2 separate regions of the Homo sapiens genome follow, and region 2 is linked to region 1. The links are chromatin loops, found by intact Hi-C in ENCODE. Cell type or tissue: HepG2. All regions are shown on one strand. Each heading gives the region's core, and the rest is flanking DNA. Links, peaks and the distances in the headings are about the cores only.

Region 1 (15,559 bases), core at 2,401-10,400:
GCCATATATAAACCATACTCCTTTACCTTTAACTCTTCAGTATATAATCTTTCAGACTTTTTTATTTGCACATATGAAGTATATACATTCGTAAAGTTTTTAATTTAAAAATTGGATTTTGGCCAGGTGCGGTGGCTCACACCTATAATTCCAGTACTTCGGAAGGCCGAGGTGGGAGGATCACCTGAGGTCAGGAGTTCAAGACCAGCCTGGCCAACATGGTGAAACCCCGTCTCTAATAAAATACAAAAAAAATTAGCTGGGCGTGGTGGCGTGAGCCTGTAGTCCCAGCTACTTGGAAGTCTGAGGCTGGAGAATCACTTGAGCTTGGGAGGTGGAGATTGCAGTGAGCTGAGATGGCACCACTGCACTCCAGCCTGGACGACAGTGAGACTCCATCTTAAAAAATAAAAATTCAAGTCTGTCCATTCTTACATAATTATGTAAGGGAGTACACCTCTATAGGACATGCTCACTACACTCTAATCTTAATATAGAGTTGGGCAGTTTAACAGCCTTTTTTTTTTTTTTTTGAAGACAGGGCATTGCTCTGTTGTCTATGCTGGAGTGCTGTGGTACAATTGCCTTGACCTCCCAGGCTCAAGTGATCCTCTCTCCTCAGCCTTCTGAGTAGCTGGGAGTATAGGTGCACATTACCACGCCTGACTAACTTTGATTTTTTGTAGAGGCAGGATTTCACTATGTTGCCCAGACTGGTTCCAGACTCCTGGGCTCAAGCAATCCTCCTGCCTCAGCTTCCCAAAGTGCTGGAATTACAGGCATGAGCCAGCGCACTTGGTCTTAACAGCATTTTTGAATAGTGAATGTCTTCAAAAATATGTTGTAAACAATGAGAAGTTTAAAATGTCTAATCACAGTCACCAACTGTTTAGTTGGTGGATATTGTCAACCTAATGGTGTTCCATTTCCTTTTGCATACAGGTATGTGAGGAAGCTCGATGTCCCAATATTGGAGAGTGTTGGGGAGGTGGAGAATATGCCACCGCCACAGCCACGATCATGGTAGGGCCAGCCTCAACCTCTATGGCTTTAGTCTAGAAACTGAAAGGGACTATTTTGTGTCTTCCTCCTAAAAATGTGCATTATGAATCTCTGGTCAGATTTTTCATTACATTTGCATTTATGAAAAATATTAAGAAAAAACCTGATGGAATAATCCAACCTGTTGTAATCTCACCCTTCTCTGAATAAATCTATTATTGGTTCTTTCATTTATGTGATAGTTAATCACGTGCTGCCTTGAGATACCTCTCCTATCAATGTTTGGAAACATTATTCATGATTGCTTAGCTTTTTATGTGTTTTCTGTTTAACATATTCAACAAGAAGGAGCTGTGCTTTCTGTTTTTACATCCATAGAGACCTGTACATTGATCTGTCATATATTTTATGTCTTTTAAAATCATCTTTTTTTATTATTGAATAGATATAAAAGTATCTTCATAGGCCGGGTGCAGTGGCTCATGCCTGTAAGCTCAGCATTTTGGGAGGCCAAGGCAGGCAGATCATTTGAACCCAGGAGTTCAAGACCAGCTGGGCAACATGGTAAAACCTTGTCCATACAAAAAAAAAGTTTTTAAAAATTAGCTGGGCATGGTGGCACTTGCCTGTATACCCAACTTCTGAGGAGGCTGAGGTGGGAGGATCACTTGAGCCCAACAGGTTGAGGCTGCAGTAAGACATGATCATGCCACTGCGTCCCAGCCTAGACTACAGAGCAAGACCCTGTTTCAAAAAAAAAAAAAAAAAGTATCTTATAAACTGTGTAAGTTATAAAGAATAACACAACAGACACCCTCATACCTCCAGTTTGAGATTAAAACGTTAGCATTATCTTTGAATACCCCTCTGTACCCCCTAAACTGTATATTAGAATCCCATTTTTCAGTTGTGTTTCTATTTTGTTTTAAGAAATGGGGGTCTCACTCTGTCACCCAGGCTGGAGTGCAGTGGCACAGTCATAGCTCACTGCAGCCTCGAACTCCTAGGCTCAAGTAATCCTCCTATCTCAGCCTCCCTAAATACCTGAGGCTACAGGTACATGCCACTACACTAGCTAATTTTTAGAGACAGGGTCTCACCGTGTTGCCCATGCTGGTCTCAGACTCTTAACAATCCTCTCACCTCAGCTTCCAGAGTAGCTGGGATTACAGGAGCAAGCCACTGCACCCTGCTTTGTTTTTAAATTTAAATTTTGCGTCCTTTCCTGATCCCATCCCCTTTCCCCTGAACACTATTCTTATTGCTGAGTTTATTATTTCCCTTTTTAGTTTTATCACATATATTTATGTTCCTTGACTATCATTTAGTTTTGAATGTTTCAAATTTCTTATAAACAGAACCAAACTGTATGCATTCTTTGCAACTTGCTTTATTCTCTCAACATTATGTCCTTAAGGGTCATCTGTCTATTTCATTTAAATTGTAACATTTCTATTCTAGTTGATGGGTGACACATGTACAAGAGGTTGCAGATTTTGTTCTGTTAAGACTGCAAGAAATCCTCCTCCACTGGATGCCAGTGAGCCCTACAATACTGCAAAGGCAATTGCAGAATGGGGTCTGGATTATGTTGTCCTGACATCTGTGGATCGAGATGGTTAGTGTGTCATCATGGCCTCTACCAGAAACTGGCTCTAAATGATGACATCATCCTGAGCAGTGGATTCTTTTGTTTCTAGATATGCCTGATGGGGGAGCTGAACACATTGCAAAGACCGTATCATATTTAAAGGAAAGGTACTTATTTTTGCATTTGTGTAATTTAAGGACCTTTTTGGACCCATATGAGTTAAGTTTAAGTTCATTACCTTGAAACAGGGATTATTCACTTTTTGAGGAGTTTCATAGTTTTCTGATAATTCACTGGAAATTATGTACACATTTCTTTGGAAAAAGCATATTTGTATGTACAGATACATATTTGCAGAGAATTTTAGGGGCTCAGTGACATGAACTTACCCATAGACCTTTAGCCCATAGAATCCCTCCCTCATATTAGAGCATTAGTCTAAACTTTGAATAATTTTCTTTAAAAAGTATAAACCTGGTCTTCTTAGTAATGATTTTTTTTTTTTTTTGAGATGGAGTCTCGCTCTTTTGCCCAGGCTAGAGTGCATGGCACCATCTCACTGCAACCTCTGCCTCCCAGTTCAAGCATTTATCCTGCCTCAGCCTCCCGAGTAGCTGGGATTAGAGGCCCACGCCACCAAGCTCAGCTAATTTTTGTACTTTTAGTAGAGATAGGGTTTGACCATGTTGGCCAGGATGGTCTCAAACTCCTGACCTCAATTGATCCACCCACCTGAGCCTACCAAAGTGCGGGATTACAGGCCTGAGCCATCACGCCCGGCCTGTTTTTTTGGGTTTGTTTTGTTTTTTCTTTTAAGAGACAGTCTTGCTTTGTCATCTAGGCTGGAGTGCAGCGGCCTGATGATCATAGCTCACTGCAGCCTCAAACTTCTGGGCTCAAGCAATCCTTCTGCCTCAGCCTCCCAAGTAGCTGGGACTACAGGTACACTACCACGCTTGGCTAATGTTTTTACATTTTTTTTTAGAGACGGAATCTTGCTATGTTCCCCAGGCTGGTCTCAAACTCCTGACCTCAACCAATACTCCTGCCTCGCCCTCCCAAAGTGCTGAGATTATTCTAATTTTCTACAGCTCAGTACTAGTTTGGCACCTAAGCGCACTTAGTAAATTTTTTAAATGATTCCCTAGTATTTTCTATTTTCTATTTACTATAGTTCATTTTTGAAAAATCTGTTTGCAATCCACTAGGTTTATTTTACAAGCTTCAGTGGGTCTCAGCTTTCAGTTTAAAAAAGCAATAGAACCAAGCACAGTGGTTCACGCCTGTAGTTCTAGCACTTTGGGAGGCCAAAGCAGGAAGATTGCTTGAGGACAGGCGTTCAAGACCAGCCTGGGCAACATAGGGAGATGCTGTCTCTACAAAAAATAAATTAAAAAAAAAAAATAGCTGGATGTGGTAGCATGTGCCCATAGTCCTACCTGCTTGGGAGGCTGAGGCAGAAGGATTGCGTGAGCCCAGGAGTTTAAAGTTACAGTGAGCTATGATGCACTGGGCAACAGAGCAAGACCCTGTTTTTATTTAAAAAAAAAAAATTATAGGATATGTTCTTTGAATATCTCTTATATTCATGATAAGGGTGTACATGTGGTCTTTTCTACATCTGTTCTTTCAGGGAACAACTCCAGACACTTTGCCAGTGGGTTTGTGAAAAAATGTGTCAGCTGTTTCAGTCGTTTTTGCTGGTGTCAAAGGGAACAGCTCTGTGACCCAGTTCACATTATAATACTTGGATGAATAGATATAGCCACAATATAAATAGGAAGATTAATGTTTAGCTCGTACTTCGTTTAACAAAGCTCATGACTCAGCAACCCAGAAAATAGTTTTTAAAACCCGTAGCACTTGTGAAATATTTGCCTAGAGGAAGGGAGGAGAGCATGATTTGATGACTTTTTAAAGAAATCAAAATTAAAGCAATCAAATAATACTCACATTTATATAAGAAATACTTCAATTTACTTTCCAATGAGTAAAGTTTTATATTTAATGTTTTAATATTTCATATTTTAGTTTCTTGCAATTATTTACTTTTTCTAAAACCTACTTAAATTAGGTTTAAAAGTCTACTATATATAATTTGAAATTTTATTCAGTTTGCCTACAGGTGTGTTTTAACCACTGTGTACATAGTATTTAACGGTCTGCTTTTTTTTTTTTAATAATGGTTCATGTATGAACATCTGTATGTTCATACTTTTCTTGACAAAGTTCTAAAGGTTACTGTGTTGAAGCATACTGAACGATTACTGATAATTTCTATTTTGAGGAACAGGTATGTCAGTTCTTTCTCTCTGTTTGATAATTCTCTCTTTTCCCCTTAGGAATCCAAAAATCCTTGTGGAGTGTCTTACTCCTGATTTTCGAGGTGATCTCAAAGCAATAGAAAAAGTTGCTCTGTCAGGATTAGATGTGTATGCACATAATGTAGAAACAGTCCCGGAATTACAGAGGTGAATACGTGTACAAAGTAATGTTGGGAAGTTAGGCGGGTCAAAATATGCCATATATTCTTGCCTTTTCCAGGGCTGAACTTTGCCATTGACTTTTACAAAGTAAACTCTATTCTTTTTTGTTTTTTAGGCAAACTCAATCTATGTCTCTTACATAAAAATCAGAAAATATCACCAACAAAATCAGCATAAATATCACCCATAATAGTATTTCCACCCAGCAATATCAGTTACTAACACCTTAGTGTTTATATTATAAACACTATATTTATACTACATATTTGTATTTTTATATTTATAATATACTTAATTTTTATATTACAAACATTAAGATGTTAGTAACTCATATTACTAAGTTACTGTGTGTGTTTTAATACCCACAAATAATTAACATCTTTTTTCTTTTGTTTTAAAATAATATCATACTGCAAATTTCAATAAGTTGTTTGTTTCCCCCTCCCCACAAATAAAGTTTTCAAAGGAGGGAAAAAATTACACTAGAGCAATTGCTTTGGTTGTAATTCTAAAGAAAAGACTTCAAAAATATATTTGGCTGGATGCTGTGGCTCACGCCTGTAATCTCAGCACTTTGGGAGGCAGAGGCAGGCAGATTACCTGAGGTTGGGAGTTCGAGACCAGCCTGACCAACATGGAGAAACCCCGTCTCTACTAAAAATACAAGATAGCCAGGCGTGGTGGCACATGCCTGTAATCCCAGCTACTCGGTAGGCTGAAGCAGGAGAAGAATCACTTGAACTCGGGAGGCGGAGGTTGCAGTGAGGTGAGATTGCGCCATTGCACTCCAGCTTGGGCAAAAAGAGCGAAACTCCATCTAGAAAGAGAAAGGAAAAAAAAAATATATATATATATATATATTTTTTTATATTATATATATTCATATATATTTATATATATATATTCAGCACTAATATGTGTAATAAATGATGCAGAAGAAAAACTCGTGGCTCACGCCTATAATCCTAGCACTTTGGGAGGCCGAGGCGGGCGGATTACCTGAGGTTGGGAGTTCAAGACCAGTCTGGCCAACATGATGAAACCCCATCTCTACTAAATATACAAAAAATTTTAGCTAGGTGCAGACCTGTAATTCCAGCTACTCTGGAGGCTGAGGCAGGAGAATTGCTTGAACCCGGGAGGCGAAGGTTGCGGTGAGCCGAGATAGTGCCATGGTACTCCATCCTGGGCGACAGCAAAACTTTGTCTCAAAAAAAAAAAAAAAGAAAAAAACTCATATCATTCAGATGTACTTTTTAAAAAAAGTAGACACTATGCTTTCTTATTCCTAATAATTTCAGTAATTAAGACTAATCATTGGCAAGTAACACTGATGTAAGAAAAAAAGTAAGGATTGTTATCCACATCCATTCAAATTTTAGAAAAATGAACATTTTAAGCTTCGGGCAAGAGTAATATCATTTTTTTCTTTAATTTTAGCATTTAGCAGTGATTTTATTAGCTTCTACATATGATCTGTGTCATAGAGCCTGAAAGAAGTTACAGTAAACAATAACCACCATTTTCACTAAATCATAAACAGTAGAGACCATAACTTAATTTCAGTGGAGAAATTCTGTTAAAAAGTGATTTCTATAATGTCAGTTTCAGTTACTTTTAAGTTCATAAATTTGTTTCTTCTCTTTCCTGTTAACTAGTCTCCAATGAAAAACAATTACAGAAAATAAAGCTGCATTAGAATTGAAATGAAATCCAGTTTAACATCAGAAGCTTTCTGGCCTTTTGGCTTAAAGGATAAGTCATTTAAGCCATGGTGGTTTGGCCATTGTTGAAGTCTAGGACACAGCCTGTTCCAACCTCATCATGATACCACCACCAGTGGGTGCCAGTTTCCCTGGTTTCACTTAAAAACATGATCCTTTCCAGTGAAAATTCCAGAATCATGCATTTCTTTACCTAATATGTGGCAGTGTTGTATACTTACCAGCAGAGGGCAGCTTAGTCTTCAGAAAAGAAATGAACTTGAAAGTTTCAACCCTCTGACATGTGGGTTCAGCTTATTTTTTTCTTTGTTCAGTATGGAGACTCTCTTACTTCTGCTTTTTTTCCTTTCTCTTCTAATTTTTCGCTTCAGAATTCTGGTTTCTCAATGCATAAACTGAAGTAATTTCTTCCATTCTACTTTTCTCTGCCCCAGGCTTGAGATAGAACTAGGGAGCCCAGTGAGGCCTTTTCTTTCCTAAATTAACAGGCATCTGTGCATAAATGCTACCTTTGAACTATGTGATTTAAGATAATGTGCAGAATGTACTTCTCTGGTCTTTCAGGTTGCTTGCATAACTATGTACTTGGTTGAACTTGTAATTCTTGCTGACAACAGTCCTGCTGTTTTCCAGTAAGGTTCGTGATCCTCGGGCCAATTTTGATCAGTCCCTACGTGTACTGAAACATGCCAAGAAGGTTCAGCCTGATGTTATTTCTAAAACATCTATAATGTTGGGTTTAGGCGAGAATGATGAGCAAGTATATGCAACAATGAAAGGTAAAGAAATTGAAAAATGAAAAATCTTTCCCATGTAATTTGAGTAATAGCAGGAACCCACTCACTTTGAAGGCCCTTCTAAGAACAAAGAAAAGTATATGGTTATAGATGGCAGCATGAAAAGGAAACCAACTTGCACATGCACCCTCAAATCTAAAATACAAGTTAAAAAAAAAAAAGCAAAGGAAATAAATTTTCTTGGAATTTCATGGAGTGATATGCATGACGCTCAGGATACAAAATTTATATCCCATTTTATTCCCCATCCTTTGCATCCACTGAAAGCATGATTTCATCCACTTTTCTCATTCTATCATTGGACACTTTTGGAGAGCCAGCCTGGTACCAGGCACTGACAGTTCATAGATCAATGAGACTAATCCAGGCCTCTGAGAAAGAGCTTACTTGTAGCATTGTCACATAACATGGTGTGCTTTGGACTTTGCTGAACTTTAGTCCCGTAAGTCCATTTGCTTTGTGATTCTTGGACTTTTTAAACTTTGGAATTTCAAAGTTTTAATTTTAGCTGAGGACCCTTGGACTACTTGTAGTTATTTAGTGGTTCAAAGAGTAATAAGTTCATATAATAATCAAGACCTGCTGTTTACCACATTGCACACAGTTTATTAGAAAGATTCTGATATGTCATAGTTTAAATCACAGCCCCCATAGCATATCTTGTGCATTGAGTAAAAGCCTAATGCAACATATTTGCTCTATAATATAGGTGCATTGAGGTTTTTGCATATACCATTTCCCATACCTTTTCTACCAGACTCCTACTCTAAAATACCCTCCACTACTATTTTAGCATTGATTCCATAGTATTAGAAGTATTTATCCTTGTATGTATCAGCCCTACATGACTGTCTTAATTATTATTGTTTTCAGTCCTTACCACAGTCCCTGGCACATAATACTTTTGAATGAATAGATGTTGTCTTATTCCCCAACATGAAGATTATGGACTGTCATAAAGTTCACACCGTTTTTAAATATTCCTTAGGAAAATTATGCTTAGATCTACAATTAAAGTATTTGCTAATGTAATTTGTGCTTTTCTTCCTACAGCACTTCGTGAGGCAGATGTAGACTGCTTGACTTTAGGACAATATATGCAGCCAACAAGGCGTCACCTTAAGGTACATGTATCTTGATTTGCTTTTTTTTTTTTTTTTTATTTTTAAAGATGGAGTTTTGCTCTTGTCGCCTGAGCTGGAGTGTAGTGGCACAATCTCGGCTCACTGTAATCTCTGCTTCCTGGGTTCAGGTGATTCTCCTGCCTCACCCTCCTGAGCAGCTGGGACTACAGGCGGGTGCCACTACATCCGGCTAAAATATACATATATATAATTTTTTTTTTTTTTTTTTTTTTTTTTTGAGACGGAGTCTCGCTCTGTCGCCCAGGCTGGAGTGCAGTGGGGCAATCTCGGCTCACTGCAACCTCCACCTCCCAGGTTCAAATGATTTTCATGCTTCAGCCTCCTGAGTAGCTGGGATTACAGGCACACACTACCACACCCGACTAATTTTTTTGTAGTTTTAGAGACAAGATTTTGCCATGTTGCCCAGGCTGGTCTCGAACTCCTGAGAGCTCAGGCAATCCACCCGCTTCGGCCTCCCAAAGCGCTAGGATTACAGGCGTGAGCCACCGCACCCAGCCAATTTTTTATATTTTTAATAGAGATGGGGTTTCATCATTTTGGCCAGGCTAGTCTTGAACTCCTGACCTTAGGTGATCCACCCGCCTCAGCCTTCCAAAGTGCTGGGATTACAGGTGTGAGCCACTGCGCCCAGCCCATGTATAGCTTTTGACTCCCAAAAAAACATAACTACTAATAGCCTTCTGTTGACCGGAAGCCATACCAATAACAGTCAATTAACACACATTTTGTATGTTACATGTACTTATATATATACGTATGTGTGTGTGTATATCTGTATATACACACACACATATACACACACACACACACACACACATATATACACATCTTATTCTTATGATAAAGTCAGCTAGAGAAAAAATTTTTTGAAGAAAATCATAAGGAAAAGAAAATATATTTACTAGTCATTAAGTGGAAGTGGACCATCATAAAGGTCTTCATCCTCATCATCTTCATGTAGATGAGGACAAGGGAGAAGAGGAGGAGTTAGTCATGCTGTCTCAGGGGTGGCAGAAATGGAAGAAAATCCTTGTATAAGTGGGCCTGTGCAGTTACCATGTTGTTCAAGGCTCAGCTGTATTCTTATAAGTCCCAGTTTTCATTTTATTATCTACATAAATCAGCTACGTTTGCACATATTTGCTGCCTCCCCCATTCTCTTCACAAATTTCACAACTCAAGTGAACCTAGAGAAAAAGAATTTAAAAGTTGGGAAATGGCACTCATTTACACTTGGTTATTGTGTAACTTGTTTTTGTTATGTTAGAGCCAGAGGCGAAGAAAGAATGGGAAACCATTCTTTCTATTTCTATCATGGACATTTATCCATTCATTCAAGAAGCTTGTGTTGAGCAGTGACCATGTGCCAGTCACAGTGCTAAGCAGAAGATACAAGTTGAGTAAGACAGTCTTGTCCTCAAGAATCAGATAAGCATGAGTAATTCTTGAATTTAGCTGTTAACGAAGGAAAAATATAGATAAATAATATCTGTAGATAATCTCTTCTTTCTCTGTCCTTTGGAATAGCCATTGTAGCACAAAATTGATATGCTTCCCTGTCTCTGTAATTCCCTGTATTTACATCCCAATAGAGTGGCCAAAAAGTAACCAGTAAACACGTAGTCAGGGAGGAGGGAGAGGACAAAAGCCTGGGGGTGGGGGCAAGATAAATTACGCAGTGAAGAGCATTCTGCATACATAGGTATAGACTTTCTGCAGAATCAAAGTGGAATTCTAAAATCTGATCAGAAGTAATTATTTAAATCTAGGTTGAAGAATATATTACTCCTGAAAAATTCAAATACTGGGAAAAAGTAGGAAATGAACTTGGATTTCATTATACTGCAAGTGGCCCTTTGGTGCGTTCTTCATATAAAGCAGGTAAGTTAGATTGTGGGGCATGGTTTCATTTAGGCCGTTAACTTTCCACATTAAGTTCTACCACCAGTCACTAAAACTCTTGACAAATTCTAATACCTTTGGTGGTCTTGGTAGAGGGCGTAGTTTTTCTTCTGGAACATCCTTAGGAGCTTTGCTCCATGGGGATCATATTAAGAAAAGTTTCTCTTAATCTTTTGTTTCTTAAACAAATTCAGCCCCCTGCTTTGTAACTCAGCTACTATAGTAAAAGCAGAAACAATTAGTTTATTAATTTTTTCTATGTGTAGATTTCAGTAGTAGGTTATTCAGAAATGACAGAGCATGTCAAGCATCTAATAGGGTTTTCTGAGAAATACATATTTATTTGGAAATGATGCCAGCTGCATCTCCAGACTCAGTTTCAATCAGTTTAAGCACTGAAAAGTATCTTATTTGATAGCATTGCTTGCATCATTAAATTTCTTTGTATTTTTCCCCCAGAGGCAACAGAAAAATATCCATAAGATTATTTTTCTCCGTAGGAACGTTTAGTTGTTTTACTAGCTACAATGCAAATTTTTTTTACTTTTGGAATTTCAGCTCTTATTTTAATCAATAGCTTGAATTGATTTATGAAAAGAAAATCATTTTCCAAGGGATAAAAAGTCATGTGATAATGATTGTCGGAGGATCCAAAAGAACATATCTGAAGACCGAATTTAATCTAGAAAGTGTTTATGATGTCCCTGTCAGTTGGACTTAACAATTATAATGATTAAGAATAAATTGGCTGGCCAGGTGGGGTGGCTCACACCTGTAATCCCAGCACTTTGGGAGGCTGAGGCGGGCAAATCACGAGGTCAGGAGATCGAGACCATCCTGGCTAACACGGTGAAACCCTCTCCACTAAAAATACAAAAAAATTAGCCGGGCATGGTGGCGGGCACCTGCAGTCCCAGCTACTCGGGAGGCTGAGGCAGCAGAATGGCATGAACCCAGGAGGCCGAGCTTGCAGTGAGCCGAGATTGTGCCACTGCACTCCAGCCTGGGCAACAGAGCAAGACTCTGTCTCAAAAAAAAAAAAAAAAAAAGAATAAATAGGCCAGGCAAGGTGGCTCATGCCTGTAATCCCAGCACTTTGGAAGGCAGTTGGATTACTTGAGCCTAGGAGTTCAAGGATGCAGTGAGCTATGATCGTGTCACTACAGCTCCAGCCTGGGTGACAGAGCAAGACACTGTGTCTCAAAAATAAAATAAAAAAAAGAAACAGCTAGGCCAGGTGTGGTGGTGTGTGCCTATAGTCCCAACTTCTTGGGAGACCGAGGCAGGAGGATCGCATGGGCCCAGGAGTTCAAATACAGCCTGAGCAACATTGTGAGATCTCATCTCTTTATTTTTTATTTTATTATTATTATTTTTTTTTTAGATGCAGTCTCTCTCCATCGCCCAGGCTGGAGTGCAGTGGCACAATCTTGACTCACTGCAACCTCTGCCTCTCAGGTTCACGGCATTCTCCTGCCTCAGCCTCCTGAGTAGCTGGGACTACAGGTGCCCGCCACCACGCCTGGCTAATTTTTTGTATTTTTAGTAGAGACGGGGTTTCACCGTGTTAGCCAGGATGACCTCGATCTCCTGACCTTGTGATCCGCCCACCTGGGCCTCCCAAAGTGCTGGGATTACAGGTGTGAGCCACCGCACCCGGCTGACCTTGTCTCTTTAAAAATAAACTAGGTATTGGCCAGGCGTGGTGGCTAATGCCTGAAATCCCAACACTTTGGGAGGCCGAGGTGGGCAGATCACAAGGTCAAGAGATTGAGATCATCCTGGCCAACATGGTGAAACCCCATCTCTACTAAAAATACAAAAATTAGCTGGGCATGGTGCTGCGCACCTGTAGTCCCAGCTACTCGGGAGGCTGAGGCAAGAGAATAGCTTGAACCTGGGAGGCAGAGGTTGCAGTGAGCCAAGATCCTGCCACTCCACTCCAGCCTGGCGAAAGAGCAACACTCTGTCTCCAAAAGAAAAAATATATATACAAAAATTAGCCGGGCATGGTGGTGTGTGCCTGTAGTCCCAGCTACTTGGGAGGCTGAGGCAGGAAAATTGCTTGAACCCGAGAGACAGAGGTTGTGGTGAGCCAAGATCATGCCACTGCACTCCAGTCTGGGCAACAGAGCAAGACTCTGTCTCAAAAATAAATAAATAAGTAAATAAATAAATAAACTAGGTATTTTTTTTTTTTATCTAAAGTGGTGATGTTTTAAATGATTGCTTTATATATTGGGGTCTAAATCTTAAATATGTTTAAATTAGACAAATTCTATTTGAAAAAATTAATGCTCCAGTATTAGTAATATTCTGTATGTTCCTAGTTCCTATAAAGACATTTAAGGCCGGGTGCAGTGGCTCACGCCTGTACTCCTAGCACTTTGGGAGGCCGAGGCGGGTGGATCACTTGAGCCCAGGAGTTCAAGACCAGCCTGGGCAACATGGCAAAACCCCATCTCTACAAAAATACAAAAATTAGCTGGGTGGCTGAGTTGCTGGGTGGTGGTGGGCACCTCTAGTTCTAGCTACCCAGGAGGTTGAGGTGGGAGGATCACCTGAGCCCAGGAGGTTGAGGCTGCAGTGAGCTGTGATCGTGCCACTGCACTCCAGCCTGGGTGACAGAATGAGACCCCGTCTCAAAAATAAATAAATAAAAATAGTAATTTAAAACATTTTAATGAACTAGTAGCTCATCATAGTTTGAAAACCCAAGAATTTGATTCAGCACTGAGTGACAGAATGTGGGGACTTTGAAAACCAGTAATTGTAAGTGATTTAGTCTTCAAGCAGCACTGCTGGCAAGCTAAAAATACATGTGAAGGATAGAACCACTATCAGCTTCTAGAATGGTTAGAGTAATGTCCTTTGAAAGGAGTTTTTCTTTTGCTAAAGAAAAATTTCTAACATAAAAGGAAGTAAATTATGAACTTTCTGATGCTTTCTAAATTACCAGGAAAAGATCAGATTCTGGTATATGATGAGCATTAGACTAAAATGATGGATTAGGGTCTGATAAAGTTGGTGCTACTCCCACGACATTTGGAGGAGGTATGGAGCAGCATGGATTACTTGGCTGGGTTATGAGCCTTGGGATTTGCAGAGATTATATGTAGATAGACTCATCACAGTTCTACTCATATGTAAGATGACAAAGAGAAGTTAATCAGACTCCTCATAAAATCAGGCCTCTAGTGCTGCACTCTACCAATAAGCATTGAGTCATGCTGTAAGAGCAATAGACTAAATGGAACACTAATGGCCTAAAAAGAGAATGTGCCCTCTAAGCTGCTAACTTATTGCGTAGGCACAACTCAGGCGGTGGGGAGAAAGCCCATTACAAATGAAGAGCTCTTGCTTCCCTAGAGGGGAATAAGCTAAAGAGATTCCATCAGATGCGTCTGCTCAGCTGCAACGAGATCTGTTTTATAAACATCAGATCCAGCCTAATAATGTAGCAAAATTGCTCTTGGAAATGAATTTTGCCAAGAGCAATACTTTGACAGTGATGAGGGATAGATAGTGCACATAAAGTAGAATTAATGTGCAGACCCATATATACAGTAGGGTCACCCTTTGTAATATTGGCTTACTAGAAAGAATAATAGTAGGAGACTCTAGTCATTATTGCTGGGGAGAAAGGCCAAAGATAATAGGGGATATTTAGGTTAGAAAAATATTGCCATTGAGGTTTGAGAAGAGAGAAGTGCCAATAAATACAAAAGTCTTCTTTAAAGGGGGAACACCAAAAATATAATTCTGAAATAGTTGTCTCACTGTTATTTACTTTAAATTGATATTAATGTGTTTTCCTTTTTCCTAAATAGGTGAATTTTTCCTGAAAAATCTAGTGGCTAAAAGAAAAACAAAAGACCTCTAAAACTTCAACAAGACCTTCAAGATCACAGAAATTTTTAAAATTTGATTCCAGTTAATAACAGAGGTGGTGCCAGAATGCCTGGACTGCAGTGGATGTGCCCCACCTCTTTGCTTAAAAAAAAAAATGTCAATAGCCAGGCATAGTGGCTCACGCCTGTAATCCCAGCACTTTAGGAGGCCAAGGCGGGTGGATCACCTGAGGTCAGGAGTTCGAGACCAGCCTGGCCAACATGGTGAAATCCTGTCTCCACTAAAAACACAAAAATTAGTCAGGCGTGGTAGTGGGTGCCTGTAATCCCAGCTACTCGGGAGGCTAAGGCAGGAGAATCACTTGAACCTGGGAGGGGGAGGTTGCAGTGAGCCAAGATCGCTCCATTGCCCTCCAGCCTGGGTGACAAGAGCAAAACTCCATCTCAAATAAATAAAAAGGAAAAAAAAGTCAATAAACTGTACAAATTTAATTACAGTAATTCATTTGGCTTTTAGTGTATCTTCTTTGTCCCAATTAAACAGTTGCTTGCTGTGATGTAATCTTAAAATATCTTTGTAAGAATTTTCTTTTAACATAATTTTAAAATGCATTAAAAACATGGCATGGTGGCTCACACCTATAATCCCAACATTTTGGGAGGCCAGGGCGGGTGGATCACTTGAACCCAGGAGTTCGAGACCAGCCTGGGCAACATGATGAGACCTTATCTCTACAAAAAATTAGCCAGACGTGGTGGCACGCACCCGTAGTCCCAGCTACTCAGGCTGAGGTGAGAGGATCACTTGAACCTGGAAAGCAGAGGTTGCAATGAGCTGAGGTGGTGCCACTGCTCTCCAGCCTGGGCGCTACAACTGCTCTCCAGACTCTGTCTTGAAAAAAAAACCCAAAAACTTCCAGAAGATTTTCCAATCCACTGTTAACATCATTACATTTCATTTATGAAAAATAAAAACTTCATTTATGTTACTGTGATGAAACAGTCAACATAGATTGAAACTCATCAGTTTAGCATTTCATTCAACTTTAGCATTCATT
Region 2 (15,559 bases), core at 2,810-10,809, 90 kb after region 1:
TTCCACCATTTGTCTCATTTTTCCCTGTAGAATGGAAGAGAGAGGGAATTTGTACAACAGTGATGTTATCACTCCTGCCAACCCCAGGAGTGATCTTCAAACCTATGAAAATATCTTCATCCCTCTTGCTAAAGTCGATTGGCTAAGCAAAGTACTGTATATTTAAAATGAAGCTAGGGACTTTTGTTTCTCAATACTGAATGTCTACGAGGATGCATGTGGCTGCAGTTGCTTCTGGTAGTCATCCTATAACCCTAAGGGGAGCCCATCTTGGAATGAAGTTGTTAGTATGAGGAAAGAAACTAGGTCTTTGATGACACTGTTGAAACTTTCTTAACACTGACCCTACCTCTGAATTTTTTTGACGTGTAAATCAATGAAGCCACTTGTTTTAAACCACTTGGAATTGACTTTTGTTAACTTGCAATAGAAAGCAAGTGAACTGTAAAGGAAAGATCAGAGTTTTTAAGATTCTCAAGATTTTATTTATTTACCCTGAAATGATACATGACGCCCGAGTTGGGGGTGATCAATATTTCTCCTTGGAATTAGTCTCAACACATTTTCTTACTTATTCCTAAGATAGTGGAACTACTATTCCTAGAAACACTGGCCTACAATGAATTAAGGTCCAGGAGAGGGTAATCTTGCATTTCTGTCATTTTAATAGTTTTTTTTTTTTTTTCCTTGAGACAGAGTCTCACTCTGTCGCCCAGGCTGGAGTACAGTGGTGAGATCTCGGCTCACTGCAAACTCCGCCTCCCGGGTTCAAGTGATTCGCCTGCCTCAGCCTCCCGAGTAGCTGGGATTACAAGCATGTGCCACCACACCTGGTTAATTTTTTTGTATTTTTAGTAGAGACAGGGTTTCACCATGTTGGTCAAGCTGGTCTCCAACTCCTGACCTCAAATGATCCACCTGCCTCAGCCTCCCAAAGTGCTGGGATTACAGGTGTAAGCCACCGTGCCCAGCCCACTGTAATGATTTCTAAGTCAGGTTATTAAGAGTTCTATTTCTTTAGCTCCAAACATTGAGGAATTTACTCTTTGATATGAAAGTAACAAAGCTATACAAAGAAAGTAAGAAAGAAGGCTAAGGAATAAACACTTTATCAAGACAATATGCAAGCTGTTTTATAAATACTCTCTTCTCCAAGAAAAAATAAAAATAAATGTAAGGCTTTTTATATAGTGCTAATAATGCCGGTTTTTTTTTTTTTTTGAGATGGAGTCTCGCTCTTGTTGCCCAGGCTGGAGTGCAATGGCGCCATCTCAGCTCACTGCAACCTCCACCTTCTGGGTTCAAGCAATTCTCCTGCCTCAGCCTCACAAGTAGCTGGGATTACAGGCACGCGCCACCATGCCTGGCTAATTTTTGTACTTTTAATAGAGACGGAGTTTGGTTATGTTGGCTAGGCTGGTCTTGAACTCCTGACCTCAGGTGATCCGCCCGCCTCAGCCTCCCAAAGTGCTGGGATTACAGGTGAGAGCCACCGCGCCTGGTCTATAATGCCTTCTTTCTTAAAGTTAGCATGCTACGTATCTTTTTTGTGTATGTTTTTCGTTTTGATTTTTTTTCTTTCTATGCTACATATCTAAATGTTCTATTCCTTAAAAAACAAAGCAAAACATTGACCAATTAACACTGCACATTTGCTTTCTCTTATATAAAAAATGAGTCTAACTGAACTTCTGATATCAACACCACAACACTGGAGAAAAGAAACAATTATTTTAGGAATTCCACAAGGTAAAGGTTGGAAAAGAGAATTAGTGGGATAATTTGGTATACAAGTGAATCTGGCCGGGCATGGTGGCTCATGCCTGTAATACCAGCACTTTGGGAGGCAAATGCAGGCACAGCACCTGAGGTTAGGAGTTCAAGACCAGCCTGGCCAACGTGGCGAAACCCTGTATCTACTAAAAATACAAAAATTAGCCAGGTGTGGTGACACACATCTGTAATGCCAGTACTTCGGGAGGCCGAGGCAGGCACATCACTTGAGGTCAGGAATTTGAGACCAGCCTGGCCAACATGGTGAAACCCCATCTCTACTAAAAATCCAAAAATTAGCCAGATGTGGTGGCGTGCACCTGTAATCCCAGCTACTCGGTAGGTGGAGGCAGGAGAATCACTTGAACCTGGGAGGCAGAGGCTGCAGTGAGCTGAGATTGTACCAATGCACTTCAGCCTGGAGGACAGAGTGAGACTCCATCTCAAAAAAAAAAACAACAAAAACAAGCAAATCTATCATGGAAATTTTCCTTTTTTTTTTTTTTTTTTTTTGATGCTCTATTACCTTATAGTTTTTTAATTATAAATTTTAACATTTATTTAAATTGACAAATAAAAATTGTATATATTTGTCATATACAACATGTTTTGAAATATGTATACATTTGTAGAATGGCTAAATAGAGGTAACTGGCAAATTCATGGAATTTTTTTTTTTTTTTTTTTTTTGAGACGAAGTTTCACTCTCACCGCCTAGCCTGGAGTGCAATGGCACGATCTTGGCTCACTGCAACCTCCATCTCCTGGGTTCAAGCAATTCTCTTGCCTCAGCCTCCCGAGTAGCTGGGATTACAGGTGCCCACCACCAGGCCCAGCTAATTTTTGTATTTTTACTAGAGACAGGGTTTCACCATGTTGGCCAGGCTGGTCTCGAACTCCTGACCTCAGGTGATCCGCCCATCTTGGCCTCCCAAAGTGCTGGAATTACAGGCATGAGCCACCGCGCCCGGCCTCATGGAAATATTTTTAAAGAGATAATATTCAAATTCAGTGTTAAAAAAAAAACATAAATACTGGTTCTGAAAAGGATTAAAAGGAATCCTTTAACAGAGGTTCTTTTTTTTTTTGAGACATAGTCTCACTCTGTAGCCCAAGCTGGAGTGTGGTGGTGTGATCTTGGCTCACTGCAACCTCTGCCTCCTGAGCTCAAACGATTCTCATGCCTCGGCCTCCTGAGTAGCTGAGACTACAGGCGCATGCCACCATGTCTGGCTAATTTTTTGTATTTTAGTAGAGACAGGGTTTCACCATGTTGCCCAGGGTGGTCTTGAACACCGGAGCTCAGGTGATCCGCCCCCCTTGGCCTCCCAAAGTGCTGGGATTGCAGGCGTGAGCCACAGTGCCTGGCCAACAGAGGTTCTCTTAAAGATAGTCCTGAAAACTCCCTATTGGGTCACTTTATCATAGTTTTAATTTAGAAGGTTCTAAAAATGGTTGTAATCATGACTATCAAGATTTATCAACATGAATGATTCCGACCTCTCCTTTTGCCAGCTCAGCTGATTTACTGTGGTACAGAAATGGAAAATGGGTTTGAGAGAAATAGGATGGGAAAATGAGGAAAATAAAATAAGACAGGCTCAGTGTCTCTACTGAATAGCTAGGACAGAAGGGGGTCAAACATTTCAACTAAAGCTACTAAGAGTTTAGGGGCTGGAAGCATGAGAGGCAAGGGATCAACTGTGAGGTGGACAGAACTGGGTAGTGGAGGATTGAGACTTGAGCAATATTGCTGTGGATTATGAAATGGATTATTTTTGATGCTTCTCATGTGAGTAAAGATTAGAATTCAAGCCTGGGCAACCTGGCAAAACCCCATCTCTACAAAAAAATACAAAAAACTAGCCAGGTGTGCTAGTGCATGCCTGTGGTCCCAACTACTTGGGAGGCTGAGGTGGGAGCCTAGGAGGTGGAGGCTTCAGTGAGCTAAGATCGCACCAGTGCAGTCCAGCCTGGGCGGCACAGCAAGACCCTGTCTGAAAAAAAAAAAAAAGGATTGGAATTCATTTTCAAATTAATTTTGGGCTTCTGGTCTGTGCTTCTTTCTGCATTTAACTCCATAAAGATTAAGCTGTCAATTAAATCTTGGAATTGCAATATTTAATAGAACTACATAGGTAGAATACTCTATGAGTTAAATATAATTTAACTAATTTAGGTGTTTTAGTCAAAACCAAGTCCTTCCCTGCCCCAGGCCACATACATTCCCTTACCCAAAAAGCATTTAAAATCTGCAACACTTACATTATGAGGACTGGTTGGCTTTCCAGGTAGGCTGGATCCTCTTAGATTAGGAGGTCTCAGTAAGAACAAGATCAATGCAATAACCATCCAGGCTACCAAGATCATTGTAACACTGATGCCATTATCACCAGAGGGTCCCGGTACTAAAGACAAACAAAAAATGTAGCATGCTCACAATATTGTTAAAAGTAAAAACAAATTCTAATGTTTAAATGTCAGTTTCAATTACTGTATTAATATAAAAATTGTATTGATAAATTACAAAAGTACATATTATATCTTCAATTTCCCTTTCCCCCAGTGAGAACATCTAAAAAGTAAATGATGTTAAATAGTCATAAACCAAAACTTAGTAAGTTTTTGTTGTTTTTGTTTTTTGAGACAGGGTCTTGCTCTATCAAACAGGCTGGAGTGCGGTGGCACAACCATAGCTCACTACAGCCTTAACCTTCTATGTTCATGGGATCCTCTCACCTCAGCCTCCTGAGTAGCTGGGACTACAGGTGTGTGCCACCATGCCCCATGCACCTAATTTTTAATTTTTATTTTTAGTAGAGACACTATGTTGCCTGGGCTGGTCTCTAACAATTTTTTTTTTTTTTTTTGAGATGGAGTCTCACTCTGTTGCCAAGGCCAGAGTGCAGTGGGACAATGTTGGCTCACTGCAACCTCTGCCTCCCAAGTTCAAGCAATTCTGCCTCAGCCTCCTGAGTAGCTGGGATTACAGGCATGCGCCACCATGCCCAGCTAATTTTTGTATTTCTAGTTGAGACGGGGTTTCACCATGTTGGCCAGGCTGGTCTCGAACTCCTGACCTCAGGTGATCCACCTGCCTTGGCCTCCCAAAGGGCTGGGATTACAGGTGTGAGCCACTGTGTCCTGCCCCACACCCCTAATTTTTTTTAAAATTTTTAGTAGTGACGACGTCTCACTATGTTGCCTGGACTAGTCTCTAACACATTTTTTAATAGTATAATAATTCTTAATATTTTGGGGTAACAGAATCATTTGAGAATTTGATAAAAATTAAGAACTCTTTCCATTTTAAGAATTCATGGGGTCTTCAACTGAGGTCTTGCAAGGCAAGCCGGCCATGCCATGTTTGTAGATTAATGAGGCTAGGGGCCCTAACTTCCCTAAGATCTACTTTTCTAGCTACCTTCTGCCCTGTGTCTGGCACCTACATCCTTCATGATTGTTCTTTTTGATCCATTCTGGATTAAAAATAAATATGAAAAGCACTCATGTATACCAAATTCCACAATTTTGTATATAATTGTGGAAGGTTTAAGAACCCACAAAGCCACGAATCCATATGAATCCAAGTTAAGACCACAGAAAAAACACTCTCCTTTGGGGGGAAAAATCTGCTTCTTAATTACAGAGGCATCATGAAAAAGAAAGGGGACATCTGGGCTGCGTAATATATACATTAAAAGACCCCTTGAATTACAGTCTCAACCAAAGAGATTAATTTGACCTTCTTTTTCACACAAAGGAGTTGAATTCAGATCTAGATATTTTAAAATTTTATCAATTTTTCTCTTCTATCAATTTTTTCTATTTATCAAGAGAAAAATGCTAGACAGGGATGTATGTGCGTATACAGGCATCAGTTTTTCCTGGTTCCTTGACATAGCCACGTCTTATTTAATTTGAAATAACAAGTGCCTAGCACAGTGCCTGACCCATGATATGAGGTTAACAAATTTCTAATAAATGAAACGTAGATTTTTTATTGAAGTATATTAGAGAACTCAATTTTCAGAAATAAAAATGGCCAGGTGCACTGGCTCACGCCTGTAATCCCAGCACTTTGGAAGGCCAAGATGGGTGGATTGCTTGAGCTCAGGAATTCGAGACCAGCCTGGGCGATATGGTGAAACCCCATCTCTGAGGGAGAAGAAAAGGAAAAATCCATTAGGTAAACAGTTAAGGCTGGGCCCCTAGAAGTGCTTGCCTGAAAAATCACAGCTGCTGCAGCTGCACAGATAAGCCTGGACAGATAAGCAGCCAGTAAAGCAAACAAGCCTTTTTGTTCTTTGTACAATCAGTGAGCTCCCAGGAAAAAGTTTCCTCCCCTTTTCAGGCATATACACAGTGGGCTCCGTGGGAACTTGCATAGGGCGGAGTGGGCTTACCTAAAAAAACCCAGTTATACAAAGAAGAGAAGCTGTGCTTTGTGCTTAGAAACAATCCCACAGCTGGAAAAAGGGAGTTGCACAGACAGCTTTTCGAAAAAGAAAAATTACTCAATCAGTTACAAGGAGGAGAGCAGTTTCTTTTTTTTGTTTGTTTTTTTGAGACAGAGTCTTGCCCTGTCGTCCAAGCTGGAATACAATGGCATGTCAGCTCACTGCAACCTCCACCTCCCGGGTTCAAGCAATTCTCCTGTCTCAGTCTCCCCTGTAGCTGGGATTACAGGCACATGCCACCATGCCTGGCTAACTTTTTGTATCTTTAGTAGAGATGGGGTTTCACCATGTTGGCCAGGCTGGTCTCAAACTCCTGACCTCGTGATCTGCCTGCTTCGGCCTCCCAAAGTGCTGGGATTACAGGCATGAGCCACCGCGCCTGGCTGCAGTTTCTTATAAAAGCATTTTGCATTCAGCTGTAACCAAGCTATCCACTTGGACTCCCCTCTCTGCAGAGAGCTTTCTCCTTTTGCTTATTACATTTTCGCTCCAACTTCACCCTTGTGACCATGCTCCTTAATCATTTTAGAGGCGAGACAAAGAACTCAGGGTGATACCTCACAAGAGAAACCAATATATGAAGGTGCATTGGTGAGACTGCAACATCTCTACGAAAATTAGCTGGGTGGGGTGGCGTGAGCCTGTAGTCCCAGCTACCCAGGAGGCTGAGGCACGAGAATTGCTTGAACCCAGAAGGCAGAGGTTGTAGTGAGCTCAGATTACACCACTGCACTCCAGCCTGGGCGAGTGAGCAAGACCCTGTCAAAAAAAAAAAAGAAAAGAAAGGAAAAGAAAAAGAAATAAAAATTATAGATTAGATTTCTAGAGGAAAATGTAGTATCCCTAGGTGATTACTAAAACAGCTTGTCAAGACCACAGCTGTTTGGTTTTGATCTCCTTGCCTCAGGAAAAAGTAAAAGAAATCCAGATAAGATGTTGAAACTAATCTGATACACTGCATTGGGTCAGTGGGTCCAGGGCTCAATTCCACAAAAGGGAAGGAATTGGTGGCACTGCTGAGGCCAAAAGGCTAGTGATAAAAGCGGACAAAGTCAAGTTAAGAGTTGCGCTGGCCCTGCTGCAACGAAGTCTTATGGCAAACAAATTAGTACAAAATATATATTAAAAAGAGCTGAGCTGGCCTAAGAGCAGGATGGATAGGAATGTAGCCTCTGTTCCAAACCCAGTCACTTCCCTAGAAACAGCTAAACAGGCCGGGCGTGGCAGCTCATGTCTGTAATCCCAGCACTTTGAGAGGCCAAGGCGGGCAGATCCCTTGAACTCAGGAGTTTGAGACCAGCCTGGGCAACATGACAAAAACCCGTATCTACAAAAAATTAAAAAAAAAAAATAGCCGGGTGTGGTGGTGTGTGCCTGCGGTCCCAGCTACTCAGGAGGCTGAGGTGGGAGGATGGCTTGAGCCCAGGAGGTGGAGGTTGCAGTGAGCTGTAATTGCACCACTGCACTCCAGCCTGGGCAACAGAGCCAGACACTGTCTCAAAACATAAACAAAAACAAAAACAAACACTTTCTTCCATTGTCTTCTGTGTCACTACCATTGTCTAACAGTTGGACACTCCTTCATCAATAATTCTCTTTTTCTTTATATCAACAGTTCTTTTCTTTTCTTTTTTTTTTTTTTTTGAGATGGAATCTCGTTCTGTCACCAGGCTGGAGTGCAGTGGCGCGATCTCCGCTCACTACAACCTCTGCCTCCTGGGTTTTATTTGTAGTAGAGCTGGGATTTCACCATGTTGGCCAGGCTGTTCTCAAACTCCTGACCTCAGGTGATCCATCTGCCTTGGCCTCCGAAAATGCTGGGATTACAGGCATGAGCCACCGCAATCAGCCAACATCAATAGTTCTTAAACTATGGTATATATCAGAGTCAACTGAAAACTTCTTAAAAATGCAGAAATCCAGGAAGCACGAGGTCAAGAGATCACCCGTGAAGCAGAGGTTGCAGTGAGCTGAGATCGCGCCACTGCACTCCAGCCTGGCGACAGAGCAAGACCCCGTCTCAAACAAAACAAAACAAAATGCAGAAATCCCACCTTCCACTTAACATATTCAGTACTTTAGTATTCCAAACAAAAATCATGAGCATCTCCCCCGCCCTACCCCCTTCCACCCCAACTACCAAACTGGATCTCTGTTCATCCAGTTGCCCAGGGCAGAACCTAAGAAAACACCTTTTTTCTTTCTCAACAGCCCTGTATTTAATCCATCATGAAGTTTCTTGCAATTTTTCCTCCTAAATATCACTTGTATCTGCCCACTTTTAGCTCCATGTCCCCACCTGCTCAAGCTACCATAACCTCTTATCTGGTCTATTGCAGTGGCCTCTTAAGGGATCTCCCTATATCTACTCCTGCTTCCCCTGTGCTCTATATTGTTTCCAGAGTGATTTTTTTTTCTTTTTTTTTAAAAGCAAATACATGTTGAGTTTCCCTGTGTGAAATGCTTGGGAATACAAGTGTTTCAGAATTCGGATTTTTTCAGATTTGGGGATATATGCAATATACTTATTGGTTCAGCAGCCCTAATCCTAAAATCCAAAATCTGAAATGTTCCAATGAGCATTTCCTTTGAGCATCATGTCAGCACTGAATAAGTTTCAGATTTTGGAGCACTTCAAATTTTCAGATTAGGGATATTCAACCTATACTATTATTTTTATTTTAAATAATAGTTAAGGCCAGACCTGATGGGGCTCATGCCTGTAATCCCAGCACTTTGGGAGGCCAAGGCAGGAAGATCCCTTGAGCTCAGGAGCTCAAGACCAGCCTGGGCAAAATGGCTGGTGCTGAACTTCTGGCCTCATGCAATCCTCCTGCCTTGGTTTCCCAAAGAGCTGAGATTACAGGTGTCAGTCAGTAGTCATGCCCAGCCATGACTTTTTAATATTCTTTGCAAGTAAAAAATTCTGAAGCTTAAGAGAGTTAAACCTCAGATTCCAAGTTTACTAATTCTTATTTCTAGACAAAGGATCCCTGATTCTTTTTTAGAATCTCACGCCGGGCACGGTGGCTCACACCTGTAGTCCCAGCACTTTGGGAAGGTAAGGCAGGTGCATCACCTGAGGTCTGGAATTCAACACCAGCCTGGCCAACATGGTGTTGGCCATCTCTACCAAAGCCCATCTCTACTAAAAATACAAAAATTAGCCAAGCATGGTGGTGCACACCTGTAATCCCAGCTACTTGGGGGGTTGTAGCGGAAAAATTGCTCGAACCCGGAAGACAGGTCGCAGTGAGCCGAGATCGTGCCACTGCACTCCAGCCTGGGCAACATAGTGAGACTCCATCTCAACAACAACAACAACCAAATAGTAATGTCCACTTCTTTTTTAGAATCTCACAATAGTAATATGACTCGTAGTTCCCTTAACTATCTCCTAGCTTGGTTCCTATTGCAGCTTTTCCTTCTTGCTTACTGCTGCCAGAAAAGTCTGCTTAAAACTGTTCTTGGCTGGATACAGTGGCTCATGGCTGTGATCTCAGCACTCTAGGAGGCCGAGGCAGGAGGATCCCTGGAGCCCAGGCGTTTGAGACCAGCCTGGGCAACATAGTGAGACCCCTGTCTCTACAAAAAAAATTAAAAAATTAGCTGAGTGTGGTGGTGCAGGCCTGTAATCCCAGCTACTCGGGAGGCTGAGGTGGGAGGATCACTTAAGCCCAGGTGGTCAAGGCTGCAGTGAATTGTAATCACACAACTGCACTCCAGCCAGGGTGGCAGAGACAGACCCTGTCTCAACCCCCAAACAAACAAACAAACAAACAAACAAAAAATCCCCTCTGCTCTTAACACATCTCTGCTGATCAATGTGGTAACTCAGTTTCCACTGCCTACTGTTTCAACTCTGGGGTTTTTCTGTTTTTATTGAGTCAGTGTCTCACTCTGTCTCCCAGGCTGGAGTGCAGTGGCACAATCACAGCTCACTGCAACCTTTGCCTCCCAGGCTCAAGTGATCCTCTCACCTTAGCCTCCTGAGTAGCTGAAATTGTAGGCGCATGCTGCCATGCCCAATTAATTTTTTTATATTTTTAAAACTTTTTTTATTTTTTAGAGACAGGGTCTCACTATGTTGCCCAGGCTGATCTCGAATTCCTGAGCTCAAGTGATCTGCCCACCTTGGCCTCCCAAAGTTCTGGAATTACAGGCATGAGCGACCCCACCTGACCCTAATTTTTGTATTTTTAGTAGAGACGGTGTTTTGCCATGTTGCCAAGGCTTGTCCCTAACTCCTGAGCTCAAGCAACCCACCCACCTAAGCCTCGCAAAGTGCTAGGATTATAAGCATGAGCTACTGTGCCCAGCAACTCTAAGTTCTTTAGCTCAGCCTTTCCTCATATGATTGGGCCTTACTCATCTAATCTTACCTCTTACCACTTCTCAGAAAATGCATCCTCTGCTCTAGTCACCCCCATACCTCTTCTTTTTTTTATTTTTTTTGAGACGGAGTTTCACTCTTGCTGGCCAGGCTGGAGTGCAATGGCACAATCTCTGTTCACTGCAACCTCTGCCTCCCGGGTTCAAGTGATTCTCATGCCTCAGCCTCCCAAGTAGCTGGGATTACAGGTGCTCGCCTCCACACCCGGCTAATTTTTTGTATTTTTAGTAGAGACTGGGTTTCACCATGTTGACCAGGCTGGTCTCGAACTCCTGATCTCAGGTGATCCACTCACCTCAGCCTCCCAAAGTGATGGGATTACAGGCATGAGCCACCGCCCCCGGCCCCTCTTCTTTCTCTAGCCAAGGATTCCCTGGCCTGGCTATGCATCAGAATAGCCTGTGACAGTATCAACACCACAGATTCTAAGGCACTGCCTAAGACCATCTGATTCAGGAGCAGCTTCGGGGTGGGATCAGGAGCCAACAATATTTTTTAAAAGCTTTCCAAATGAATCTGATGCAACAGTTGAATGCGAACTTGTCTGGCAGCATTTGCCAACTATGCAAATTCAGTCTTCCTGGGGTACTCGTTATTTCCCTGTCTGGCATGTTCTTACAACTAACTCCATTTATTCACCTATAACCTACATCCCTCTTCCATAAAAATCTCCATTTCCTCCACCCACTTTTTCCTCTGCCTTCTCTGGACTAGTATAGCATTTCTAGTTTGAAGGAATGGTTTCCCGTCTCTCCTAATTAACTTTTTAAGAACTGAGACCATCTCATAGCTGTTTGACTGTACCACCTCTTAGGTATATAATCCCTGAGCCTCAAGTTTCTTTTTCTTTTTTCTTTCTCCTCTTCCTCCTCCTCCTCTTCTTCTTCCCCTTCTCTTCCTCTTCTTCTTCTTCTTCTATTATTATTATTTTGAGACGGAGTCTTGCTCTGTCACCAGGCTGGAGTGCAGTGGCACCATCTTGGCTCACTGCAACCTCCGCCTCCCAGTTTCAAGCAATTCCCCTGCCTCACAAATAAAATGCCAAATGGAATATTCACAATGAAGCTGTTAACTTAGCTGGATACCAAGAGGATGAAAAGGTAGAGACAGAGGCTCTAAGAGCTGGCCCATCCTCAGAAGATTATTTGTATAAACTTATATAGGTTTCCGCTGGGGAAAGCAAAAACAGAACAGCAGTGAAAGTGGACAATACACCGGTATGCTCTAACCCTGTAGTTTTTGGTCCTATACAGTAATTACATTATCCTAAGCACAGCTACCAGTTTTCAAGCTGAGTCAAGGGTGATCTCTATCATTCCCTAATGTAGATCTGTTATTCTCCTACAGGCTGAGTATTCCTACTCTAAAAATCTAGAATCCTCCAAAATCCAAAACTTTTTGAGAGCTGACATCATGCTCAAAAGAAATGCTTATCGGAACATTTCACATTTTCAGGTTAGGGATGGTCAACTGGTAAATGAATCTGAAAAAATCTGAAACTGAATACACTTCTGGCTCCAAGCATTTCAAATAAGGGATATTCAACCTATACTTTCATATTGTGTTCTGCGAGGGTGCCCCATAGTGTTATTTCAGATTAGCGTTTTTTAGATAAAGATAACCTGAATGGAAAGCATCCTCTCTTTTGTTTAAAGGATTCTATTAAAAATGAAATACATGACTTTTAAGCAGGGGGCTAAGGGAAGCCTCACTAAGAAGGCACTCTGGAGTGAAAATGTAAAGAAAGTGAGGCTGTCAGTTGTGAGATTATCCGAAAGAAGCACATTTCAGGCACAAGGAACAGCGAGAACTCCTGATTCAGGAGCCTGTGGGATGTTCATGGAGGCCAATGTGGCTGAAGTGAAGTGACCTGGGATTGGTGGTATAGTGAGGTGGGATATAAGAAAAAGATTAAGCTGGGTGTGGTGGCTCACGCCTGTAATCCCAGCACTTTGGGAAGCTGAGGTGGGAGAATCACTTGAGGCCAGGAGTTCAAGACCAGCCTTGGCAACATAATGAGGTCCTATCTCTACAAAATAAAAAACAAACAAAATCAGCCAAGTGTGGTGGCACACACCTGTGGTCCCAGCTAATCAGGAGGCTGAGGTGGGAGGATTGCTTGAGCCCAAGGGGTTGAGGTTGCAGCAAGCCATGATTGCACCACTTTACTCCAGCCTGGGCAACAGAGTAAGACTTTGTCTCCAGAAAAGAAAAGAAAAAGATTAAATCAAAAGAGTAACAGGATTCAGATCATGTTGGCCTTATAGGTCATAATAAGCTTCTATTACATATTAAATAGAAAACCACTGAAGAGGGCTTTTCTTTTTTTTGGACAGGGTCTCACTCTGTCACCCAGGTTGGAGTGCAGTGGCTCAATTACAGTCACTGCAGCCTCAACCTCCCAGGCTCAAGTGATCTCCTAACTCAGCATCCAGAGTAGCTGGGGCATAGGCACAGGCCACCACGCCTAGCTAAGTTTTATATTTTTTGTAGAGACAGGATTTCAACATGTTGCCTATGCTGGTCTTGAACTCCTGAGCCCAAGTGATCTGCCTGCTTTGGCCTCCTAAAATGGGATTACAAGTGTGATCCACTGTGCCCAGACACCACTGAAGAGTTCTGAGCAAAATGCAGATGATATCTGACTCTCATTTTGACAGAACCACTCCATCTGTTGTGTTTTGAAAAACGAGAAACAGAAACACAGTGATATGGTTTGGCTGTGTCCCATCCCAAATTTCATCTTGAATTGTAACTCCCACAATTCCCATATGTCATGGGAGGAACCTGGTGGGAGGTGATTGAATTATGGGGGGCGGGCCTTTCCTGCGCTCTTCTCATGATAGTAAACAAGTCTCACGAGATCTCATGGTTTTAAAAAGGGGAGTTTCCCTGCACAAGCTCTCTTCTCTTGACTGCCACCATGTAAGACATGCCTTTCACCTTCCGCCATGATTGTGAGGCCTCCCCAGACATGTGGAATTGTAAGTCCAATAAACCCTTTTCTTTCGTAAATTGCCCTGTCTTGGGTATGTCTTAAATTAGCAGTGTGAAGACTGACTAATACAGACAGTTAAGAACCTGTTGCAATAATCTATTAACATACGAGATGATGATGGCCTAGAACAGGGAGGAGGCAGTGGGATAGTGAGAAGTGGTAGAATTTTGGATGTATCTTCAAGATAGTGCTTGCTGATAGATGACTGGACAGTGTGAGAAAAAGGGAAGCCAAGGATGAGTCTCAGAAGGATAGAACTGCCATTAACTGTTATAGGAAGGATCTCAAGAGAAGCAGAAATTCTGAAGATGTTGAATTTGAGGTGCCTTGTTAGACATCCCAGTGGAAATGCCCAAAAGACAGTCATCAGCATACAAGTAATGAGTCATGAGACCAGATGAGATCACCAAGTGAGTGAATGTCTAGAAAAGGAAATAATCCAGGGGCTAAGTCCTGGAGCATTCCAAGGATAAAAGTTAAGAGGTCTGGAGGACAGACAGACGCACCGAGAAAGAAGACAGCAGATAGCCGCAATGCAGCCAGGCACAATGGCTCATGCCTGTAATCCCAGCACTTTGGGAGGCTGAGGTGGGTGGATCACCTGAGGTCAGGAGTTCAAGACCAGCCTCGGCAACATACAGAAACCCTGTCTCTACTAAAAATACAAAAATTAGGCCAGGCGTGGTGGCTCACGCCTATAATCCCAGCACTTTGGGAGGCCATGGCAGGCGGATCATGAGGTCAAGAGATCGAGACCATTTTGGCCAACATGGTGAAACCCTGTCTCTACTAAAAGTACAAAAATTAGCCAGGCGTGGTGGCGTGCACCTGTAGTCCCAGCTACTCGGGAGGCTGAGGCAGGAGAATCGCTTGAACCTGCGAGGTGGAGGTTGCAGTGAGCTGAGATTGTACCACTACACTCCAGCCTGGTGACAGTGTGAGACTCCATCTCAAAAAAAACAAAAAACAAAAATTAGCTGGGGATGCTGGTACACGCTTGTAATCCCAGCTACTTGGGAGGCTGAGGCAGGAGAACTGCTTGAGTCCAGGAGGTGGAGGTTGTAGTAAGCCGAGATTGCGCCATTGCACTCCAGCCTGGGCGACAGAGCAAAACTCCATCTCAAAAAAAGAAAAAAAAAAAAAAAAAAAAAAAAAAGGAAGCCGCAATGTGACAATAGGAAAAAAATGTGACATGGGAAATATGGAGAAGATTTAGTTATTAAAGGCTGAAACTAGATAATTTCTCAGATTACAACTTTATCAGGAAGAAGCAGAAGGCTAAGAATTGTATGCTAAGTACTCAAAATGGGCCAGGTGTGGCAGCTCATGCCTGTAATCCCTGCACTTTGGGAGGCCAAGGCAGGTGGACTGCTTGAGCTCAGGAGTTCGAGACCAGCCTGGGCAACATGCAAAACCCTGTCTCTACAAAAAATACAAAAATTAGGCCGGGCATGGTGGCTCACACCTGTAATCCCAGCACTTTGGGAGGTTGAGGTGGGCGGATCACGAGGTCAGGAGTTCGAGACCAGCCTGGCCAACATGGCGAAACCCCATCTCTACTAAAAATACAAAAATTAGCCGGGTGTGGTGGCAGGCGCCTATAATCCCAGCTACTCAGGAGGCTGAGGCAGGAGAATCGCTTGAACCTGGGAGGTGGAGGTTGCAGTGAGCTGAGATCATGCCATTGCACTCCAGCTTGGGCAACAAGAGCAAGACTCCGTCTCAAAAGAAAGGAAAAAAAAAATTAGCTGGGCATGGTTGTATGCTCCTGTAGTCCCAGCTACTCAGGAGGCTGAAGTGGGAGGATTACTGAGCCTGGAAGGTCAAGATTCAGTGAGCCCTGTTTGCTCCACTGCACTCAAGCCTGGGTGACAAAGTGAGACCCTGTCTCAAAACAAAACAAAAAACAAACAAAAACACCCCAAACCATATTCA

What was found. Hi-C counts contacts between places; a loop is a spot of excess contacts. Peaks named below come from ENCODE experiments on the same cell type or tissue, not always from the same donor. Only the 100,000 strongest peaks of a DNase experiment are listed, where the experiment ranks them.
Region 2: a loop joins it to region 1, with 15 times the contacts of the local background. A loop is called at or near these places in 2 of 110 quality-filtered maps.

Annotation. Positions count from the first base shown.
Region 1 is chr4:39,462,583-39,478,141 of GRCh38, forward strand. It overlaps LIAS (lipoic acid synthetase), which reads left to right. Exons shown (of 11, transcript NM_006859.4): 4 at 943-1,023; 5 at 2,464-2,620; 6 at 2,703-2,760; 7 at 4,936-5,064; 8 at 7,437-7,582; 9 at 8,654-8,724; 10 at 10,518-10,629; 11 at 14,481-15,559. The coding sequence ends at 14,533. Among named protein-coding and RNA genes, the nearest start is that of LIAS, 11 kb to the left of the region's middle. In HepG2, for the core only: a CTCF peak has its summit at 6,979; DNase peaks (open chromatin) are centred at 2,680, 5,079, 6,979, 7,989 and 1 weaker place; H3K4me3 peaks cover 365 bases.
Region 2 is chr4:39,552,390-39,567,948 of GRCh38, forward strand. SMIM14 (small integral membrane protein 14) reads right to left here. Exons shown (of 5, transcript NM_174921.3): 4 at 4,039-4,181. All of the region lies in intron 2 of UGDH-AS1 (UGDH antisense RNA 1), which reads left to right. Among named protein-coding and RNA genes, the nearest start is that of UGDH-AS1, 32 kb to the left of the region's middle. In HepG2, for the core only: no CTCF peak of the experiment used is centred there; a DNase peak (open chromatin) is centred at 6,032; H3K4me3 peaks cover 396 bases.